Linked DNA regions of Homo sapiens: region 2 is linked to region 1. The links are chromatin loops, found by intact Hi-C in ENCODE. Cell type or tissue: endothelial cell of umbilical vein. All regions are shown on one strand.

What was found. Hi-C counts contacts between places; a loop is a spot of excess contacts. Peaks named below come from ENCODE experiments on the same cell type or tissue, not always from the same donor. Only the 100,000 strongest peaks of a DNase experiment are listed, where the experiment ranks them.
Region 2: it touches region 1 in a loop (3-fold over the local background); 6 of 110 quality-filtered maps call a loop at or near these places.

The regions. Positions count from the first base shown.
Region 1 is chr1:211,514,416-211,516,915 of GRCh38, forward strand. No RefSeq gene overlaps it. Among named protein-coding and RNA genes, the nearest start is that of RD3, 24 kb to the left of the region's middle. RefSeq lists a silencer at 913-1,272. In endothelial cell of umbilical vein, a CTCF peak has its summit at 1,169 (motif pointing right); a DNase peak (open chromatin) is centred at 1,126; H3K4me3 peaks cover 280 bases; H3K27ac peaks cover 348 bases.
Region 2 is chr1:211,416,061-211,418,560 of GRCh38, forward strand. The region is part of intron 4 of LINC00467 (long intergenic non-protein coding RNA 467); the gene reads left to right. It also overlaps the pseudogene SNX25P1. Among named protein-coding and RNA genes, the nearest start is that of LINC00467, 35 kb to the left of the region's middle. In endothelial cell of umbilical vein, no CTCF peak of the experiment used is centred here; no DNase peak of the experiment used is centred here; H3K4me3 peaks cover 529 bases.

The sequences.
Region 1 (2,500 bases):
ACCTCCCTTTTTGTTAGAGACAATATCTCTGTTGTCCAGGCTGGAGTACAGTGGTGCTCTGCTCGCTGTAGCCTCCAACTCCTGGGCTCAAGTGATCCTCTCGCCTTGGCCTCCCAGAGCGCTGGAATTATAAGCATGGCTCATCGCACCCGGCCCAGAATATTTTTTATTCTCATTTTTGTAAATAAGTTTCTTCCCTGGTCTTTCCACCGGAGCCTGTGAATCGCAGCCTCGTGGCACCACCACAGTTGGCTTCTCAAGTCGGGAGGCTGACTCCTTGAACCGGGCGCCTCACTTCACGATTGCTTTCAGCTCAAAGGAGCATTTTACAACAGGAACCATTATCCCTGGTAGCTTGACGTCCAGCCCTGACACGATTTTCTGATTGACTAAAATTAGGGTAATGAGTTATGAGGGCAGAGAATGGAGCTGCGATCCCTGTAGGCGGGGGCAGTACCGCCTCTTATTTCCTCTGCCCAGGTGGTTAAGTTGGTAGATTGGGGTGTAGGTGTCTCTGGAGTTGGGCAGCAATGGGTGGGGTAGTAGAAGGACACCTGGTCTGTGTCCGGGGCTGGGTTCGAATCCCCACTCTGCCTGTGAGCTGAGAGCCCATGGGCACATCACCTGAGCTTTCTGCGTTTATCTGTAAAATGGGCAAGAGGCAATCAGTCATTTATATGAAAGCGGCCTGCAGTGCCTGGCACCGAGGCGGGCACGGATGGGCATTTGGTAAGGCAGGGAGGAGGAGCGCGGCGCCTGGAGGCTCCCGGGGCAGGGGAGAAGGGCATCGAGAACGGGGGCGGCGTGCGGGGTGGGAAGAGGAGAGAGTTCACGGCTTGCTCCTTCCCCTGCCCCCAGCCGCCTCAGCCCAGGCCTGAGTCTCTCCCCGTCTGGGCCTCTGCTTCCTGCAGGCACAGCCAGGGCCAAGACGCGCCCCTGGGCCTCCCTCCCCTTCGACGTCTCCACCCGGTATGGAACATTAATCATTAACCGTCCTGTGGCCAGGCCCAGCGGGGCGCCCGCTTCAGCTCTCCCGGTGCCACCTAGCTGAGTCACCGCGGTCTGGGCAGCTCCCCGCAGCCAGGACCTCCCTCCGGGCCGAGGGTCGCGGGGTTCGAGCCGCGGCGAGGTCTTGGGCTTCCCAGGGGCCGCTCCTCGGTGCGCCGCCGCCCACAATCAGCAGGGGGCGCCCGTCCCGACCGCGGGAAGCCGGCGGGGCCACCGAGCGGCGGGCTGGCCTGGCGGGGCGGTGTCAGGGCGGCAAGGCGGCGCCTCCCCAAAGCCGTAAACCTTCCCGCCCGGCTGACTACGCCGGCCCAGCCACGCACGCGCACCCCGCATGCCCCGTGGCCTGTGAGGTTATTCAAGAAGCCAAGGTCGGGAGTGGGGAAGGTCAGCCTCTAGCCCGGCACTGTCTGGAAAAGATCGAACCAATTAATTGACTGTAAGAAGCATGTAACCAATACAATGGAAGGCATTGCTACCCTTCCTCCACCAGGTTCAGGACCTCATGCCCAAGGAACGGCGCGCAGGAATTGGTAGTAGGTTGTGGAGGGTCAGGGGCTCTCCCAGCATCCTGAGGCTGTCTCCTGTGAAGGCCACTCCAGAGGTTAAAGCTTTCCCGGGTGCCAGGAGAGCTCTCCTAATTCAGCCGTAGGGATCACCAGTAAAGATGCTCAAAAATCCCAGCATCTCCCACTTGCAACCCACAGGGGATTCTATTCTACTCTCTCTAATTCCCCATGGCCACATAGTTGAGGTCACTTAACAATTTTTTTTAAAGACGGAGTTTCGCTCTTGTTGCCCAGGCTGGAGTGCAACGGCGCTATCTCGGCTCACCGCAGCCTCCGCCTCCCGGGTTCCAGCGATTCTCCTGCCTCAGCCTCCCCAGTGGCTGGGATTACAGGCATGCACCACCACGCCTGGCTAATTTCGTATTTTTTGTATAGATGGGGTTTCTCCATGTTGGTCAGGCTGGTCTTGAACTCCCGACCTCAGGTGATCCGCCCTCCTCAGCCTCCCAAAATGCTGGGATTACAGGCATGAGCCACCGTGACCGGCCGGTCACTTAACATTTAACCTAACACCCACCTGCCAGCAGGTCAAAGGTTATTGCCTATGACTGGCCAGGTTTCACTTCGGCTGCCGTGGTGCTCCTGATGTGACTGCACTGGGCAGACGGACCTGAAGTACTGTCCCTGTATTAAGTGGAGTGGCCCCGGGAATGAAGCCATAACAGCAGCCAGAGACAGCAGCCCAGATTGGCTGTCTTGACAGCCCAGAGCCAGTGTGGTCAAATCTGCCCCCATGATGCCTGTGTCCTTGCTATTCCCGCCCCAGTCATCCCCCTCTGAACCCCAAGGAGTAGCTGTGAGGGTGCAGGTGGGTGAAAGAGACAGGCAGTGGACATTAGTGCAAGAACTAGGGTCATGGGTTCTGAGTCCAGCTGGTCACTGCATACCTACGTGATGACACATAATTTCTCTGAGTCTCAGTTTCC
Region 2 (2,500 bases), 98 kb before region 1:
TCATGGAGGTAGAGAGTAGAATCATGGCTATGAGAGGCAGGGAGGGGAAGAGTAGAGGGCAGGATGAAGAGAAGCTGGTTAAGGAGTACAAAAATACAGTTAAAAGGAATAAGTTCTGGTGTTAGTAGTACAGTAGAGAAATTACAGTTAACAATAATGTAGTTCATATCTTAAAACAGCTAGAAGAGTAGAATTGTAATATTCCCAACACAAAGAAAAGATAAATTCTTAGGCTGGCCAGGCTTCAGTCACAACACGGTGGGGCTCCCTGGCTGCGCCCGGCCCGGCAGCTACGGGCCCAGCGCCTGTTGGCGGCGCTGAGGGGTCGCCGAGAGGGGCCCGGCGGCGTCTGCGGGGGCCGCTCCCTCCGTGGGCCGCGGGCGAGGCAGGAGCGCGGGCTCCCCCTGCCTCCGGAGCGCCGGCGGGGGACGGCGGGGCAGGAGATGTGCCTGTCCTTAGCGGCCCAGGAAGCAGCATGCACCCCGATGCGACCGACAGTGGCGGCGCCGGCCTCAGCCCCGCGCGGGCCGCAGGCGCCGGCGGCCGTCCTGTCTCGGGCTTCAGGGGCGAGCGGCGGCCAGAGTCCCCGGGGGACGCCGAGGCAGCAGCGGCGGCGCCGGGGGCCCCGGGCGGCCGGAGCTGGTGGAAGCCCGTGGCGGTGGCCGCACTTGCCACCGTGGCCCTCTCCTTCCTGGGGCCCGGCAGCGGGGAGGCGGCGGGGGCCGCGGGGCTGAGCTCCGTCCTGCTCAGGCTCAGCCTGTACCTGAGCTGCGCTGCGGCCACCTTCCTGCTGGGGACCCTGTTCGCCCTCGTCTGCCGGAGCCCGCGCGCCCCGCCGCCCGACTTTGCCGCCGCCTGGAGCCGGCTGGCCGCGACCTCAGCCGCCCGCCGCCCTCCTGGGAGTCCTGTGTATGGAAACTCACATGAGTCAGCTCAGTTTAGAAGGGTAGTAATTTCTCATAATATGGATAAAGTTCTGAAAGAAGTGTTCGACTACAGTTACAGAGATTGCATTCTGTCCTGGTATGGAAACCTCAGCAGAGATGAGGGACAACTTTACCATGTGCTCTTGGAAGACTTTTGGGAAATTGCCAGACAGCTGCACCACAGACTGAGTCACGTGGATGTGGTTAAAGTTGTCTGCAATGATGTTGTGAGGACTTTACTCACTCATTTCTGTGACCTGAAAGGTGCTAATGCCAGACATGAACAGCCAAGACCTTTTGTGTTGCACGTATGCTTGAGGAACTCAGATGATGAAGTAAGATTTCTACAAACGTGTTCTCGGGTTCTGGTGTTTTGTCTCCTCCCCTCAAAGGATGTGCAGTCTCTCAGTTTACCTATAATGCTTGCAGAAATTCTCACAACAAAAGTCCTGAAGCCGGTAGTGGAGTTACTGAGTAATCCAGATTACATTAACCAAATGCTGCTTGCCCAGCTGGAGTACAGAGAGCAGATGAATGAACATCACAAGAGAGCCTACACCTATAGCCCCTCTTATGAGGACTTCATCAAGCTCATTAACAGCAACTCTGATGTGGAGTTCTTGAAGCAACTAAGGTCTGTTGAAGGAACGGTAGAGAAGAGTGGTAGAAGATGTGTGCTGGTCGTTTTCAACAACTGACTTTTGGGCAAGGTATCAAATTGTAGTGGAAATAATCCAAGCGACTACAATTAGCAGCTTTCCCCAACTGAAGAGGCACAAAGGTAAAGAAACTGCGGCAATGAGGGCTAGGAACATGAAGAGGTACATCAACCAACTGACTGTGGCAAAGAAGCAGTGTGAGAAGAGAATCCGAATCCTGGGAGGCCCTGCCTATGACCAGCAAGAGGTTGGGGCCGTGGATGAGGGGGAAGGGCCTCAAAGCCAGAAGGTAGAACTTTATAGTTTCTTGTTCTGACCCTACCAAGTTTATTATAAATGCTGATAGAACTACATATAAAGACTTTCAACTTAAAAAAAAAAAGAAAAATTTTTGAGGTGATAGATATCCGCTTACCCTGACTTGATAATTATAGATCGTATACATGTATCAAAATATCACATTGTGCATCTACTGATTTGGCAAATAAGCTAATAAAGAAATTTAAAAAGAAACAAAATATCACATATAGTCCCAAAATATGTATAACTATGAAATATCAATTAAAAATATTAAAACTAAATTGAGATATACATTGAAAAGGAGGAATGAAGTTACTATAATTATTAGGATGTGTGTTCTTACACCTAGACAACTCCAGAGAATCAGTTGAAAGTGTATTTCTTTAAAAATTATGGGGGGAGGGTGGAACAAAAAGGCAGAACATAGAGGAATTTGAGGACAATAAAACTATTTTATGTGATAATTGTGATGGTTAATAGTGTCAACTTGACTGGATTAAAGGATGCAAAGTATTGATCTTGGCTGTGTCTGTGAGGGTATTGCCAAAGGAGGTTAACATTTGAGTCAGTGGGCTGTGAAAGATAGACCCACTCTTAATCTGGGTGGGCGCAATC